Linked DNA regions of Homo sapiens: region 1 is linked to region 2. The links are chromatin loops, found by intact Hi-C in ENCODE. Cell type or tissue: psoas muscle. All regions are shown on one strand. Each heading gives the region's core, and the rest is flanking DNA. Links, peaks and the distances in the headings are about the cores only. Region 1 overlaps PMS1 (PMS1 homolog 1, mismatch repair system component). Region 2 has its middle 7.2 kb from the start of MSTN.

Evidence for each region. Hi-C counts contacts between places; a loop is a spot of excess contacts. Peaks named below come from ENCODE experiments on the same cell type or tissue, not always from the same donor. Only the 100,000 strongest peaks of a DNase experiment are listed, where the experiment ranks them.
Region 1: it touches region 2 in a loop (5-fold over the local background); 40 of 110 quality-filtered maps call a loop at or near these places.

Annotation. Positions count from the first base shown.
Region 1 is chr2:189,795,476-189,803,475 of GRCh38, reverse strand. It overlaps PMS1 (PMS1 homolog 1, mismatch repair system component), which reads right to left. Exons shown (of 13, transcript NM_000534.5): 3 at 7,525-7,707. Among named protein-coding and RNA genes, the nearest start is that of PMS1, 15 kb to the right of the region's middle. In psoas muscle, for the core only: a CTCF peak has its summit at 4,550; no DNase peak of the experiment used is centred there; H3K27ac peaks cover 593 bases.
Region 2 is chr2:190,064,598-190,075,217 of GRCh38, reverse strand. It overlaps a transcript of AKAP19 not described here. Among named protein-coding and RNA genes, the nearest start is that of MSTN, 7.2 kb to the right of the region's middle. In psoas muscle, for the core only: a CTCF peak has its summit at 4,720 (motif pointing right); no DNase peak of the experiment used is centred there.

The DNA of each region.
Region 1 (8,000 bases), core at 1-8,000, 270 kb after region 2:
AATAAAGAAAACCAGTATTTTAAAAGGAAAAGTTTTACAAGTCCTTAGAGGACCTTGGAGGCTATATTAGTTATCAGTTATTAAAAACTGACTCTCTGGTCCAGTTTACTGAGTTTCAAGAAATCGCAGTATCATTACAAAATTAAAATTACATAAAAGCATTTAAACTTCAGATAAACATAGTTTTTCTTCAATGTTTAGATAAAAAGTAAAGAAAAAACTTAGAATATATCCTGATAATTCAGGTAAAAATCCTCTTGACAAAAATTCATTTAAGGTAATTATGATAAAGCCTTTTGAGTTTTTGGGGGGGCTAAGTTTTAGATGAAAACTGACACAAAAACGAGTTGAAAACGCACAGTCTTTACGATTCAGGTGAAATACAGACTTTTGCCTGAATGGCTGAAATGTTTTCTTTTCTGCATGTGAGTATGCCTGCCTGCCTGTGCAAGTATTGTGCACTAATTAAAGTACTCTGACTGCAGGACTTGTTCCCAGATACCCACTATGGGGAGCCTAGCAACAGGGAGATCTTGGCCCTGGCTTTTCTCCTTTCAATAGAGTTCCATCACCTGTGATGAAGCTGCATTTAGGAAGTAAAATATTCCAACTGCTTCAAAACTTCCCAGACGTATTTTGACTAAAGCTCCTCCATCACAGCTATAAAAAATATACGAGACAACCCTACACTGTGGAAAAGGAGTCAGAAGTCCTTGGTTTAGAACCATCATAATGACATTAGGGGCTTCCCCTGACCCTTTTATAGTATGTGGGCCCACAAATAAGTGAGTCCCAACTTCCATCTTCAAAACAAAATGACTCAGCTTCTCATTCTGCTCCTCTAAGCCCTGGAGGCTTAATGTGAGGTGATACAAAAACAAACCTACAGATCCTATATTATCTCATCACAAAATTATGTACAGTTGACCCTTCCACAACACAAGTCTGAACTGTGCAGGTCCACTTAACACACAGATTTTCTGCCACCAGAGACAGCAAGACCAATCTCTTCTCTTCTACCCTTTCCTTAGCCTACTCAACATGAACACTTAATGAACAGCTTCCACTTAATGAATAGCAAACATATTTATTTTCTCTTATAATTTTCTTAATAACATTCTTTTCACTAGTTTATTATAAGAATACAGTATATAATACATGCAACATACAAAATATGTTATCTTCCGGTCAACAGGAGGCCGGTCAACAGTAGTTAAGTTTTAAAGGAGTCAAAAGTTACATGTGAATTTTTGACTGCATAGCGAAGTGGTGGGGTCAACTGGGTGATGTTCAAGGGTCAACTGCATAATGAGCTTGATAAGGTGAGAATAATATTCAGTACACTGTAACCATTTAAATGGTGGATGAATGAATCAATAAATGTAAATGTTATGCAGAGGATGACATTTATTCTTCTGAGGGAAAAACGAGAGAAAAAAATGAACTAACACTACGGGATGAAGACATTTGGTGAGAATTAGAAGGAATTTACCTATGAATGGCTATTACATTTTAGAAAGGATTTCCCCAAAATGTGGAATAGCATACATAGAATGCGGAGGTGAAATACTATTTGCAGAGGGGAATAAGCAAGTCTAATGATCTTATCCAGATGCATACTACTTTTCACATACAAGTCCAAAGTAGAAATAACTTGCATCTGTATGTACACAATATTCAAGACACTGTAAGATGTATTATTGTATTTGACCCTCACTTGATAAATGAAAAAAAAAAAATTCTCAGAAAACTTAATCTGACTTTGGCCTTTGGCCAGGTCTCTTATTCAAACACTCAGGATTTAGAATTAGGCTTCTGACTCCTACTTCAGAATTTGTTCTTTAAGAAAAAAAATAAAATAAAATAAACTGTTCTGTATTTCTAAAACCAGCCTCCATGTAAAATCCAGTTCAAAAATGTTGTTAGTTTCTTAAACATTTCTTTGATAACACATATAAAATATCAACCTAAAAAGAAAAATATTTTGTGTTTTTTATTATGTGATAGGAATAATATACACAATCTTTATAAAAATTTTTATGAGACGGTCAAGACAGGATTTTCACTCTCTCTATTTCAACCCAGTCACTGTGCTTAGTAATTAGTACTAGTAATTAAACATTGAAGATGACAAATTTCTCAAAATTATTGCTCTACAAACAATAAATTTCAAGAAGTTATGCTTGCTGTTATGATTTTAAAGAAAACCATTACGAGTAAATTTGTGTCAGTTGCTGATATACTCATCACAGATCATGAAAGCAATAATTCCATTTTAAAATACCAATAGTTTACTCTGCAGATATAAAAAGAATGCCTGCAGGGCACAGTGGCTCCTGCCTGCCAGCAATTCGGGTGGCTGAAGCAGGAAGATTGCTTGAGGCCAGGATTTTGAGCCCAGCCTGAACAAGAGAGTGAGACCCTATCTCTACAAAAAATTATAAAAATTATAAAACAAAACAAAACAAAAATAATGCTTTACTTCTTTGGACTGTTTAAGGTTGGAAGTTATTTTATAATTGACAAATTAGGAAAACTGACCATTCAAGTATATAAATAAAGAACAAAGAATTAGATGTATTTTAGATTTCTCCAGCCAATTTTGCTGAAAGTCTAACTTAATTTTTCTTCTTAATAACATTTTTTAAATAAACAGAAAATAATGTCAACAACTAGAGTTATAGGTGATGGCTGTTTAATAGTGTGCCCAATTACATATCGATCCACTGAGCCTAGGATGGTTTACAACTCTATGACTTTAAAATTATATGCATCAGTTAGTTTGGTAGATAAAATAACCAAATTACTAATTTTTATTGCATTCACTGTAATTTTCATCTAAAAAGTTTCAAAATAAGCTAGTCTTGAAAATATATTTTTTCTATATATGAAACCTCAATTCTTTCTGAGTGCTAAGGAATATTCCTTAAGATTAAAAAGTGAACTCCTTTCCCCCAAAATGCACCCATTAAGTCTTATTTAAAAATATTTATTTTTAAATGTAACTGACTTCAACAAACATACATTACTTCCTGTTTTTCTCAAATACTATTCACAGTCCTCACATATAAGTTTCAACTCACCTACTCCTAACAACTTATCTATTGAACTTAGCACTGCAGGCCTGGGTATATTTGTAAATAATTTAATATTTAATATGGAAGTATTTTTAAACTTTATAAATACATTTCTAATCATGCTAGTAAAGAGGTAATATAACCTACCACGGAAAATACATTACTGAAAGGCATGAAATTAGGACTGAATTCTGGGCTTTGCCTTGAACACACTATGTATACCTGAATAGGTTACAAATTTCATATTTCACTGTGTACAATTCCTCTGAAATCAACTACCTAGTGCAGCACCCTGCATGCGTAGACAATGAACATTACTTGAGTTATTAGAGACAGTGTTTTGAAGTTGGGTAAGAAGACTTGGCATTTGGCTTCAAAAGACCTCAGTTTCCTCATCAGTACTATGAAGAAACTGAAGCACAGAAGACCTACATTGTAGGCTGGCTAATCCATGAAGCTCATTCTGAGATGGAGATTAGTGAGCAGTCAGTTTATTGGGGGGTTCTTTGGGATGATCACCAGTGGGCATAGGGCAATGTTGTCCTGAACTGGGACGTTTATAACACCTCAACCAGTCACTGGATTCATTGGATGCAGGTTGCCCTGCATGACTTGGGTAAGGCAGCTGTCTTCAGCTGCGGTAAGGGCAAGCTCCAGATGGAGACTCAGGGGTGAGTCACCAACACTCTTGGCAGCTGGGGGCTGACTGCTCAGTCCTGAAGTGGGGGATCTAGATGGTGTACTAGGGTCCCCTACTACTATAAAAGTTCCTTCCAGCTAGCTCTGTATTTCCTTTAGTTTTCAGGTACAATCAAACCTAAATCATCATCAAAAACTCTGTGCCAAAATAATACATACCATATGATTTCATTTATATCAAGTTCAAGAACATAAAGAACTAATCTGTGTTGACAGAGGTCTGAATAGCAGTTACCTTTGAGAAGTACTGACTGGGAGTGGGTATGAGGGAACCTTCTGGGGTTCTGATAATGGTCTAAATCTTGATCAGGAGTATACATATGTAAAAATTCATTGTGTTGTTAGTGTAGGTGTGTGTGTGCATGCATACACACACACATCTATATGTGGTTTTCCCAAAGACTTGTAAGAAAGGAAACTCCATAAAATACTGTTAATATTTTCTAAGATAAATGCTTGGCATTGCAAACATTTTTTTAAAAACTTTATAGTTTTCCACTATTGTGATACTTTGACAATTCTTTTGTAATTCTGATGAGCAAAATTATTTTATTTATACTCAAGGCCACTTGAGTGCCTCAAAATAAAACAAAGACAAAATGATAAACTTGCCTATCAAGTGGGTTTAAGTAATCAAATAAGGAAACAAGATAGAAAGTGACCAATGGAGAAAGACTTACAAAACTGCCATCTAAACTCAGAACTACAGTGAAGATTTGAATAAATCATACAGCTCATGTGAAACCTATTTCTAAAAACCAAGTATAGTGCTGCCACCTAGTAGGCAAAGCTAATTATGACTAATTTCAGCTCTGAAGGGTTACATATATATCTTGCAGAAAATACAGAAATGCCAAATTATCTTTTTGATAATCTACCAAATAAAGCTTAAAGCCTATCTGTCAAGTTTGAACAACAGCTAAAAAAAAAAAAAAAAAAAAATCAAATACTTATGCTCTAAAACAGAAAAAAAAAAATGACTTCTAGAGTAGTCACTGACAGCTAAATAGTACTGGCAGATTCAGAGGTTCCCTGATGCAAACCTCGTGCAATTTTAAAGACAAACTCTTTGTACAAGATCCAGGGTTGTGGATTCCCATTTATAGTCTTGAGGAGAAAAACGGACAATGCCCAATTGAACCCTCTAGTCCCTCTTCCCCAAAATCTATTTGAAGGCTCTGTGAACTCCAAATAAAGCGAGTGCTGAGGAAAATAGAGAAGTACACAGTGTGCTAGATTTTGGACAGCGGTTTTAAGAGTACACATGACAATTTCCCTTTAATGATCTCTAAACATCTGGATTCTAATAAGCAAGGCCCCCTAGTCCTCTATGCTCCAACAGCAAAATCTCCCACTTAAACTTCATCTCCTTTGCAATTTCTCTGGCCTACTTAAGACATGTTACACAGCCAGAAAAGCCCAAAAGTAAAAAACTGAACCCAGAGGGTCACCAATTTAACAACGGTGCTACTTAGGATTTTTCGACTTTACAGTGGCGCGGAAGTGATATGCATTCAGTAGAAAGCAGTGGATAAGCTAGCAATGCTGAGGCAGTGACCCACAGCTCCCAGTCAGCCATGTGACGATGAGGATAAACAACAGATCCTCTCCAGTGTACTATGTTGCCAGATAATTTTGCCCAACTGTAGACCAATGTAAGTGTTCTGAGCATGTTTAAAGTAGGTTAGGCTAAGCTGTAATGCTCAGCAAGTTAAGCATATTAAATGCATTTTCGATTTACAATATTTTCAACTTACAAAGGTTTAATCAGGAATGTAATCCCCTCATAAGTCAAGGAGTATCTGTACTGAGCTGGAATCCTAGCCACAAAAAATGGAGAAAACCTACACTATCCTATGCCAGCACTTCAAAAACAGAAGGGCTGAGGGAAGACCACAATGAACCTAGAGAATATATCATTATTCTTGGCAAGACTGGACTACTAAACAGATGTCCAAAGACCAGAAGGGGAGACAGCAACAGTATCTCATTTCTGTGCCACTTTTCCAGAACAACAAGTATGAAGTCCTATCATTTTACTGTACTGGAACATTCTTGCCTAAATAGGGTCTGCCAGCCTAAGCACAAATGAAGGATTACATGGCTACTGGGCAAATTTCAATAACTCAAGAGACCCTCACAATCACCCTGTCACCTGGCACATAGATACTGTCACACAATAAGAGCCCAACATCCACAGGGTAATAGTATAGTACAAAAAAAGTAGTACAGAGTCACGTGATCAAACACAACTGAGATAACAGAAATGAAGAGATCAAGGTTCTAGACGGGCTTTGCTACAAACTAGTTATAAGATCTGGGGCAGAGGCAGCGTAGTATAATTGGTACTATGCAAGTGAATGTGCCAAGCACTGAACTCAGGAGTTCATAGACACTGAGCACCTAACTCACAGTCAGAAGAGTAAAGTTCTTAAATCCAATCTGCCCTTAACTAGTTAAGGTTTAGACCAAGTCAATTCACATCTCTAGAGCGTAATCTCACTAACTGTACCGGTTAGAGTGGTATTTCTAAAGTGTAGTCCACAGAACAAGCAAACAAACAAACAAAAATGATATGCTTTCTCAATAAAAGAATTTCATGGTCAAGTAGGTATAGGAAAAAGTGCGTATATAAACCACCAACCTTAGAGATTTACAATGTGCTTGAATATAGTAAAGGCTCTGAGAAGTGCTATAGTTAAATATCTGCTTAATTTTCTTAATACAATTTTTAAATGCAAAACACACTTTGCTGCTCCTCAAAAAATTAGACACAGAATTATGATATGACATAGCAAGTCTACTTCTGGATATATACCCCAAAGAAGTAAAAGCAGGGACTCAAACAGGTATTTGTACACCAATGTTCACAGAAACATTATTCACAATAGCCCAAAGGTGGGTGAAAGTAACCCAGGTGTCCACCGATGAAAATGAACAGATAAACAAAATGTGGTATATACACATGATGGAATATTATTCAGCCTTAAAAAGGAAGGAAATTCTGATGCATGTTACAACATGGATGAACCCTGAAGACATTATAAGAGAAATAGGCCAGATACAAAAGAACAAATATTTTATGAGTCCACTTATATGTGATACCTAGAATAGTCTAATTCATAGAGACAGAAAGTAGAACAGTGAGTACTAGGGGATGGGGGGAAAAGGCATTATTGTTTAATGGGTACAGAGTTTGAAATAATGAAAAGGTTGCGGAGATGAATAATGGTTATAGATACACGACAATGTGACTGTAGCTAATGCCACTGCCACTGAATTGTACATTTAAAAATAATTAAAATGATACATTTTATGTTATGTATATATATATTTTTTTGAGACAGAATCTCACTCTATCTTGCCTAGGTGGGAGTGCAGTGGCATGATCTCGGGTCACTGCAGCCTCTGTTTCCCGGGTTCAAGCAATTCTCCTGCCTCAGCCTCTCAAGTAGCTGGGACTACAGACGTGAGGCACCATACCCAGCTAATTTTGTATTTTTAGTAGAGACGGGGTTTCACCATGTTGGCCAGGCTAGTCTCGAACTCCTGACCTCAGGTGATCCACCTGCCTCAGCCTCCCAAAGTGCTGGGATTACAGGCGTGAGCCACCTCGCCCGGCTTATGTTATGTATATTTTACCATAATAAAAATAATTAAAACCATACTTCACCAAATACTGGGTTAGTTTTAACTGTAATGTTCAGTGAATATGAAATCACTAAAATAACCAATATAATTACCTTACCTCAGCTATACAACAAATTGACCCCAAGGCTTCTCCACGAAAACCGTAAGTTGTCAAATTTTCAAGATCTTCATGACTATTTATTTTTGAGGTGTAGTACTTCATTGCCATTACAGGTGCATCAACAGCCTTGATACCCTCCCCGTTATCTCGCACCTCAATTTTATCAAATCCATAGTTCTCCTATAAAATGTCAAAAAACACTTTTAATATGTAAAAATATTAAACTGTTATCACACTTAGAAAGAAACACAAGTGAAAGAATTTTGACATTTATTTACTTTTATGGAAGCATAGCATTATGGATATAAGAGTTTAAATTCTTCAGCTCTACTAATTTCTAGTTATGGTGCAACAGGCAACTCCCTTGTTTTCTCTGGACACAGATTCAACTGTTGAATAAGGAGGTTAGGCTGATCTTTAAGGTTGCTTTTCACTGTTTCATTATCATGGGTATTTACAATAAACAATAATTT
Region 2 (10,620 bases), core at 1,059-9,058:
GTAACAAAAATATATCTGGAAAATATCTGAATATTTGGAAATTAATCATACTTCTAAATAAGTATGGTCAAAAAATAATCACAAGAAAAATTACGAAATATTTTGTATTGTGTGTGACTTAGAAGTTTTCTTTGCCATGTTGGAATTTAAATTTTTTATCTAAATACATTTACCAAGCTATAGTAGAAAAGCTTGGTAAACACGCCTAGCTAATTTTAAATTCATCACGGCAAAGAACCTCAAACAAATTCTGGCACATTTACATGCTTAAGAATGTTTGACACCAACATTTACATCATAGTGTATGATACTCACATTTTCTTCTCATACTTTTCTGGTTTCATTTTTGAGATTTAAATTTTGATAAATATAAAATTGTCCCTGCTTTCATGGAGCTTACGGTTTAGTGGTCAGGGATCCACATGGCTAGTTTTCTGTCCCAATACCATTTATTATATAGTCCATCTACTTAACGGCCTAAGTTAAAATGACACTTTTATCTCTTCTGTAGTTTTCCTATATGATTTGATCTACTTTTGCACTCCTTTTCTCTCTTTTTTTTTTTTGAGACAAAGTCTTTCTCTGTTGCCAGGCTGGAGTGCAGTGGTGTGATATCTCAGCTCACTGCAACTTCCAACTCCCGGGTTTAAGCGAATCTCCTGCTTCAGCCTCCTGAGCAGCTGGGACTAGAGGCACGCGCCACCACGCCCAGCTAATTTTTGTATTTTTAGTAGAGACGGGGTTTCACCATGTTGGCCAGGATGGTCTTGATCTCTTGACCTCATGGTCCACCCGCCTCAGCTTCCCAAAGTGCTGGGATTACAGGTGTGAAGCCACCGCACCTGGCCTTTTCTCTATTTTTAAATTCTTCTTTCAAAACTGTGCATTTTAAATTATTTCACCTTAAAATGTTTTCATATCCATTAGTGATATTCCCCTCTCATTTCTTTTCCTTATAAAAATTTACCTAGCTATTCTGAAATATTTATATTTAAAAATGTATTGATGTTTGAATTGGAAAGTACGTTGCATTTATAAAATAAAGAGAAAGGCATTTTAAATTTGGTTTGGTTTATTTGGGGTTAAGCTCTTAATACACAATGCCTGTGCTCCACACCAGACTAAATCTTTGGTGATGGAGCCTAGATATTCTGCAATTTTTTTTTTTTTTTTTCTGAGACGGAATCTCACTCTGTCATCCAGGCTGAAGTGCAGTGGCACAATCTCGGCTCACTGTAACCTCCGCCTCCCAGGTTCAAGCGATTCAGCCTCCTGAGTAGCTGGGACTACAGGCACGTCTCACCACACCCGGCTAATTTTTGTGTTTTTAGTAGAGATGGGGTTTCACCATGTTAGCCAGGCTGGTCTCAAACTCCTGACCTCAGGTGATCCATCACCTTGGCCTCCCAAAGTGCTGGGATTACAGGCGTGAGCCACCGCACCCGGCCGATATCTGCAGTTTTTTTTTTAACTAAGTGATTGTAATGTACAACCAGGGTAAAGAAACACTGGTCCTATAATATAAAGAAAATATTAAATCTCAAATAATAAATGGAAAGACACACCCTTTTCTTGAATAGGAGGACTCAGTATTGTATGGTAGCTAAAATTTTTCTCTGGGCTTCACACAGGCCTTCAGATTTATTTCTATATTTATTTTTATTAATTATTTTAATTCTAGAAGGGTGGCTTTTAGAGTATTAATATTTTGATTGCGACCCACAGTAAATAACACAACTTCAAAAGGAGACCTGGTATATACACTGATAAAAAAGTTTCCCATAATTCTATTTGCCCTTTACTCTGAGCATGCACTCTATTCTATTCTTACTCTATTTTGTAAAAAATGCTTATATCTAAACACTGTTTTGAAAAATACTGTTCTACATTACCTGTCCATTGAGGATTTGGAAGAATCATCTATAGACTGGCACTTTTCAGAGTATTCCACTTTCTTCCTGGTTGTGTTTTTTTCTGGAAAATCTATATATGTTCATTTCATACAGGTCTTCCAGGTCTTCAAATTTATTTCCATAATACTTTTGCAGTATACTCTTTTAATTCTCTGTCTGTAAACCATTTATCTTTCTCCCTCTGAATTTACAGTATTTGTGCATTCTTTATATTGATAAATTAAGCTAGTGTGTTTTTTCTCTTTAAAAAAGTTATAAATTTATATTATCAATTCGATTACTTTGCTGTTTCTGACTCAATTTATGGTTTTATCTTTTTAGTTTTGTTTTAGCTGTCACTTTAATTTGTAGCCTATTTTATGGTTCATTTTCTAACTTTTTAAGTTAAAGAGTGTGTGATTTTCATACTTTCTTGTTTAGCAATACATATTTGAAGCTATGAATATCTGCTAAACACAGCAGTTGTTTCCTATAAGTTTTGGTATGTAACGTTTTAGCTGTTATTTTGTACACATTCTGTGATAACACTTGTTTCCTCTTTGTACCAAAAGTTGTTTTAAACAATTTTTATATTTCCAAGTAGAAGAAGAGATGTTGATTTTTTATTTTGACTATTCATTTTTGTTTAATTATACTGTGATCAGAGAATATGGTCTGGATTATTTCTAATTTGGGACATTTATTACAATATTTGTCAATTTAGTAAATGTTTCATGGGCTTTAAAAAATAAGATTGATTTTTCATTGTCAGGATATAGCATTCACTACAAATTTTTTTCATCAACCTCATTGACTTAATTGTTCAAATACTTTATATCCTTACTAATTTTCAACTGTTTGATCCATGAAGTGAATTAAAGTCTGCTACTACTATTATTTTTTTTATTTCAACTTTTATTTTAGATTCGGGGGTGCAGGTTTGTTACCTGGGTATATTGTGTGATGCTGAGGTTTTGGGGTATGATTGGTCCCATCATCCAGGTAGTGAGCTTAGTACCCTACAGTTAGTTTTTCAACCCTTGTTTCCCTTCCCCTAGCTTCCTCCCTCCAGTGCTCCCCAGTGTCTATTTTGCTATCTTTATGCTCATGACTACCCAACGTTTAGCTGTCACTTATAAGTAAGAACATGCAGTATTTGTTTTTCTGTACTTGCATTAATTAGCTTAGGATAATGGCCTCCAGCTGCATCCATGTTGCAGCAAAGAACATGATTTCGTTCTTTTTTATGGCTGCATTGCTACTACTGCTTTGTTTCTTACCCTTTCTCCTTGCAGTTCTGCAGTTTTTCTTTATGTATTTTTATTAAATCGTTCCATGCTTTAAGATTTATGAAAGGTATATCTTCTCTGTGGAGTGTTTCCTCTACCATCATAAAATTTCCTTGTCTTGTTTTTACTTTCTGTCTTAAATTCAAACCTGTGACTAATATCATGACTCCAGTTCTTTTTTGTTAGCATTTGTCTGGTATATCTTTTCTGACTTTTTTCTTTCTAGTTTCTTAATCATTTTGTTCTACATCTCCATCTTGTGTACATTATAAACCCATCGTTCACTTTATAAAAGTTTAATTTAGAAATTTTTAATTTTACAAAGATTTATAATACAAATTAATATTAATGATATCAATATTGTTAGATATTACTGGTATTATTATTGACACATTTTCATATTTAATATTTATGAAGCACACAATTCATTGTTGTATGAACATCATATTTAACATGACATTTTCACTGTTGTGTGAACATCATAGAATGTACTTACACAAACCCAGATGGTATAATCTACTGCATAGGTAGGCTGCATAGTATAGCCTATTGCTCCTTGGCTACAAACCACTACTGCATGTTACTGTACTATATTATACCACAGGCAATAGTAACACAATGGCATTTGTATATCTAAACATATAATATAGAAAAGGTACAGTAAAAAATATGGTATAAAAGATAAAAAACGAATAGCTAGAACTACAAGTGTGTGGCACTACAACAAGCTAAATTTTTCACTTTTATTTTTTGTAGAGATGGGGTCTCATTATACTGCCCAAACTGGTCTTGAACTCCTGGCCTCAAGCAATCCTCCTGCCTCGGTCTCTCAAAGCACTGGGATTACAGGTGTGAGCCACCATGTCCAGCCTACTTTCTTTATATCCTTGTTTTATAAGCTTTTTAAAAAAGGTTTTTAAATGTTTTTGTTAAAAACTAAGACACAAACACACACACTAGCCTAGGCCCACACTCAGTTGGGATCATCAAGACATCACTAAGCCGTAGTAATGTTTCAGCTCCGTTATAATCTTCTGGGACCCCCCTCATCTATGTGGTCTGCTGAGATTGTTACGCAGTGCATGACTGTACATTCAATGCTTACCCACAACCAAATAGTGGGTGTTCATAAGTATTTGATGAAAATCTAAGTAAAGGGTCCTTACTATACCATACTTTATCAAGTATTTGAATTTTACCAGTTCTTCCCATCAGATTTCTCCTCTGAGTTTGAATGGAGATTTTTAAAAAATATATTAGATTTCCAGAAAAATTTGTTGTATTACTGGGGACTTAAATTCATGTGTCATCTAAAAATATCCAATATTTAACATAGATTTTGGGTCTTAATCATAGTAATGTCTTACTTACATATTTTATTCAGCCAGATTCTGCAGGTTACCAAAAAAAAAGGGGGGGGGGAGAGAGAGGGAAAATATATCACACTGAACTCGCTGAACTCAAGGTTTAAACTGAAGTTCTTATGACCTTAGAAAAATTGACAGCAGAAGTAATGTAGTTCTTAGAGTTCCCAGCAGGGGCCAGAATGTTCATGCTAAATCTAATTAAATGAAAGTTTTTTTTTTTTTTAAACTATAAGTCAAGGTTGTACCTAGTTCTGAACTAATTAGAAATTCAAAGATATAACTCCTTGTAACTTTCTGTGGTTAAAATAACTAGAAACTACTGACTTTTTAATGTTAAATTTCAAGAATATAGATATATAATTTAAAATATTGAAATTTGAGTTAAGTAATGATGTTATATAACAAAACACTGACCCCAATACCTGAGCAAATGGGCTTCAAAAGTACATTTAGTCAGTAGACATTAAAACTCCTATACTAATTGCCAAAAACAGCTCATTGAATCTTTCAGTTGCCAAGCCGGAACCATGGATAGGGTCCAAGAACAAAGGGCACCACTGTGGCACTGACCCAGGAAATTGAGCGCTGACCTAATTTGTTCATTTTAGAACATTAAAAAAATTCTTAATTCAACATAAAGAAGTTAAAGAAGTACTTGGTGCTTCAAAAGTATTTCACTGTAAATTGCCTTTGCAAATTAAATAAACTGTTCTTCATTTAATTCTAATTTAAATCATATAACCTCTCTCTGGGCCTCAGTTTCTCCATCTCTTTATGAATAGAGTGGATAGAATAACCTTAACATCCTATAGCCCTAAAGTTTTTTATTTCCCTTAGGCAAAAACAGCATCATCTTTTTCTGTGTCCAATTCCTGGCATAGTACCTATCATAAACCAGGTGCACAATAAGGGTTTAATGAACAAATACATGTATAAATGAACAGATGAATATATTTTAAAAATACTTCTTTCTAAGAATTTACAAAAGAATTTGGAAATGGAATGACTCTCTGAAAGCCAATCCTCTGTGAATTATGGAAAACTACGCTTTAGGCAATTCCAAGGAAATAAAACATGAGTCTCCAAGAAAGAACTAAATTTTTCTAAGGCTATTACTACCTTCAAACCACCAATGGAGTAAAGAGAGTTAAGATTTCTAAAAATGGTTTTACAACTATACATTTAAAAATCTAAATCAAAAAAATTATTATTTTTAGATTTAATTGTAAGATTTTTCTCTTGGGGAGTGGTTGGTTACTAGAAACATTAACTTTAAAAATTTTTAAAACTAAAGACAAATTATTTGCCAATTCAATCTATATTGTCAGCTGTTCTGGAAACCTGTGTTTGTTCTAAAGTAAGTGAAAACATCATGCAGAAAACTGGTCATCAAATATAATGAAAATAAATTTATTATTATGCTCAGTTCATACTTCTCCCTACTGGGAGATTGATCTGTCTTTGCCTTGCTCTCTCTCTCTCTCTCTCTCTCTCACACACACACACACACACACACACACACACACACACACATATGCATGCACACACACACCCCTTTTGAGACTTCTTTTCTACCCTCTGGCTACCTTTGAGACTCATTAAACTTAATATGAACCTATGTTGGGGAAGGGATCTAGTCACCTTAAGCAGTGGTGTCATAGCCAGCATGGCAACTCCCTAGTATGGTCCCTGTTAAGAGCCACACGGTGTGAGAAGCCATAGATCTAGGAAGCCCAGATCATTAAATGCAAAAGCTGCACTGGGATACTCAAAGTGCTCAGTGCTCCACTGGAGAACTACTGCAGTGTCAAGAACACAGGGACCTGTGATACTAATCTCTCCTGCCAGTTTCAGGAAGAGGGGAGTCAACAGAAATGCTATGAACTACAGTCAGAACAAACTAAAAACCCTTTCACTTAGAAAGTCTATAAATACACTAACTACACCTTGCCGAGAAGTTGAAAAGTTGGAGTTTCTGGTATTTAAGGAGTTGTTTGTTCATTTAGTGGTTTAATTATTTAAAAAACACTGTTCTGGCCAGGTGCAGTGGCTCACGTCTGTAATCCCAGCACTTTGGGAAGCTGAGGTGGGCGGATGGATGACTTGAGGCCAGGAGTTCGAAACCAGCCTAGCCAACATGGCAAAACGCCGTCTCTACTAAAGATACAAAAAATTAGCCAGGCATGGTGGCACACACCTGTAATCCCAGCTACTCAGGAGGCTGAAGCAGGAGAATCGCTTGAACCCGGGAGGCAGAGGTTGCAGTGAGCCGAGATCCTGCTACTGTACTGCAGCCTGGGTGACAGAGTGAGACTCCATCTCAACAAACAAAGAAAAACACTGTTCTCCCCGTCTAACTATGTGCCAGGTACTAGACCAAGAGCTGAAAAGACAAAAAAGAGCAAAATATTCCCTGCCTTCAAATAGCTCATAGTCTATTTGGGGGATGGAAGGGTAGGGATTAGAGGACAAGTAAGGAAACATTAAAACACAAACATATAAGAATTGTAATAATCGAGGAGGGGACAATCTATACAATTTTAACAGCAAGTCTTTGAGTCTAGTTTGTTTTTTTAGAGAGGGTCTCGCTCTGTCTCACGCCACCGCACCCAGCTAATTTCTGTATTTTTAGCAGAAATGGTGTTTCACCATGTTGGCCAAGCTGGTCTCGAACTTCTGACCTCAAATGATCCAATCTGCCTCAGCCTCCCAAAGTGCTGTGATACAGGCATGAGCCACCGTGCCTGGCCCCTAGTATCTTTTTTTCAATAGAAAAAATGAGGAAGCCAAATTATAACTTCATTTTTATTTTCTATGATAAATTTTAAGCCTATAATAAATAGACTAGAGCTCCCATTTTGGGAAGGAGGGAGAGGAGAAATTGCATTTTGAAGTTTTCCTGAATTAATTCTACTCTTAAAGGACAATGGATTGCAGCAATTTTATTAACTAGGACATTATTATGAGGATTGCCAGAGTATGAATACAGTCACCTCAAGACCTTCTGAAGACCATCTACAAGAAATCCCTTAAGACTACTAATTTCAGTCTATACCCTAGAACTGACAAATATTTTGCAAATGACCTCTAGATTGCCTGCAAGTTTGTAGTTGGTGATTACAATAATATTTACATTTCTGCTTTTTGTAATAATTATGTACTATTAAATAAACAATGTTTTAAAATTACCATGTTTGATGTCTCATTAAAAGCAACGCTACAGGTATTGGGAGGAGGGGACTGTAAGTTAAAGGGGGAAGTATTCAATTGAAGTAGTGTAAAAAGTACTACTTTGGGCATATGGTTCTCCAAGTACAGTCTGGGGATCACTGGGGTGCTTCCCAAGTCTCTTCCAGAGAGTCTATGAAATAAAAACTGTTTTCATAATAATACTAAGATGTTTTTTGCCTTTCTCACACTCATTCTTTCTTATGTGTACAATAGTTTTCCAGAGGCCCCATAATGTATGAAGACATCATGACTCTGTCAGCAAATAAAATGCATGCTTGAATATGCCTGCACATGACAATTTGTTTTAATATATATGTGTTAAATATTAATGATATAACTGACACAAAAAAAGATTTGGGGGATTCTAAATAGTTTTTGAGAGTATAAACAAATCCTGAGACCCAAAATTTTGAGAATCACTGCTTTAGGGGATAAACCTCAATGGAAAGGGCACACCTAATCAAATTTATTCATATTTCATATGAAGAAACTAGTCCATAGGTTTCCTGAAGACAGTGATTGTGTCTGTCTGGCTCGCTGTTTTATCCTCAGAATCTAGCATAGTGCCAGGTACAAAATAGGCATTCAAATATTTCATAAACTAATACATGAATTCACACATACATACATTTATAAATGAAGGGTTTGCTAACTGACTTATTCAAGGTTACATAAAACATCAACAGTAAAGCCAGAACTATATTTTGGGTCTCCTGCCTTCTATTCCCATATTCATGCTACCTAGCTTAAGAATATTTTTTGTTTTTGTTAATTTTTGTCTTCTAACTATCAAAAGCATGGGTAATCAGTTATCATCAATGTGGGATGATTATCTTCTCATGATGTTAAGTGAGTTGAGTACTATGCAGATTTTTTCTGGCTCTAAGAATAATCAGCATAAAGTAATACCAAACAGCTGTAAACACAAGTTAATGACAAGAGGTATCAGATAAAACTTTCTGAGTTTTTGCCCAAAACTGTTGAATTTTTCATGATTCATTCTTGTGCTAATTCCTAATCTCATCGTCCTCCTTTTCTTGGCCATGATCATTAAACTTCCGGCAAGTCTTTACATTAGTACACTCAGTAGATCTCACACTGGAAAAATAAAACCGTAATTTTTTTTTGGAAAATATTGTTTATACCCTCAACATTGTTTTGAGACAACCAGTGAGTATTTGTAACAGAGATGAGAGAGTTTCGCTTGCCACCTTACTGACGGTTACAGAAAATGTGAGGCCCACAACAGTCTACCTAGTACAAAGACGAACCATACCAGTCTTGTGAGATACTGCCTTAACTACCTAAATTCTGACTCCTGTGAGAAGCTGCTTTTAGAGATGGCTAACTTAAGACAAAACCAACAAGCTGATAGACGCAGCTCTCCCAGTTAACTAGGAGGAATTCTTCTCTACCCACTCACCCTAATGATGCAGTACTGTCCTGTCTCCTTGGTGATAAGAACTGCCAGAACTGGGTCTCCAGCAGTCAGACTACATTGAAGTTTCCTATAGCTGGTGAGCCCTTCTATTCTGGGGCCTCAGGAAGGTTGCAATCACTGCCACTGGAGAAGGAATAAAACTTACTTAAATTTCTTCAGTTCTTCTTCACCCATTCAATACTGTTCTCTAGAGAAGTTGATTAGATATAGTCAATTCTCCCTATTCATAGTAGTTATGTTCTATAAAGTCATTGCCAACACTGAGTTAGCAAATATTGAACTATTGTTCCCAGGGGAAAAACAGGGTTAGTTGAGCCTCTGGTCATAACATTTACATCACCCAATCAATATATAACCTTGTTTTATGTATGTTTTTGTTTACAAATACATTATTTAATATATATTGTTCATTCATTAACACTGAACTCACAGCCAGCAGCACTATAACTCAGGCCTGAATGATGCTTATCTAGCACATGCATTTTTTCATGAGAACTTTTTTCCCTTAGGCATATCACAGCCTTTTAAAATTGTGGTAAATATACACAACATTTAGCATCTTAACCATTTTTAGGTGTACAGTTCGGTGGCATTAAGCACATTCACACTGTTGTGTAACCATCACCACCATTCATCTTCAGAAATTTTTCATCTTCCCAGACTGAAACTCTGTATCTATCACACAGTAACTACCCCTCAGTGCCTCACCCAGTCCCTGGCAACCACCATGCTACTTTCCATTGCAGCTTTCCTGTGATTAGGAACATAGGAACACCACGCAGCACGTCAGCACTATGCTTGGGGGCCATTTTTAAAAAGCAAAATCAATAAGAGGAGCAATAAAAAAAGAAGCACAAAATATGTGAAAACATGGCACTAAATAGACGGGAAAAAGGGAATTTGTTTATAGTATGAGAGCTGAAACAAAAAGGCGGAACCCTGCCTTGTTTGACCTCATCTGGGAACCTGTGCGTCAGATAGGACTCAAATTTTTTGCCGCTCTGTGAATGCCAGCGAATGACTGAAAAATGCTAGGAATATTGAGTTTCATAGATAAATTTTAGCAAGTAGGCAAATTTGTGAATACAGAAATCATGAATAATAAGAATTGTCTGTTAGCGGAAATGACAACCTTTGTTCACTTTTTTCCAGGTGATAAGAATAAAGAGCTGGAACATGTCTTGTAACCTGGCTGCCTTAGAAAATTTTACTTGCCTCACAGGCCTAGAAAGTAGGCTTTGTGACTGATAATTGGCAGCTATGACCTGAAGCAGTTCTAGTTCATGTGGAGCATAATTTTAAGCATAATCTCAAACCCTTCTGCATAAAACAAAGAGCAAGCACTCAAATGCCAGTTATCAATTACTTACTATATGACAGGTGCCATATTCAGCAATTTA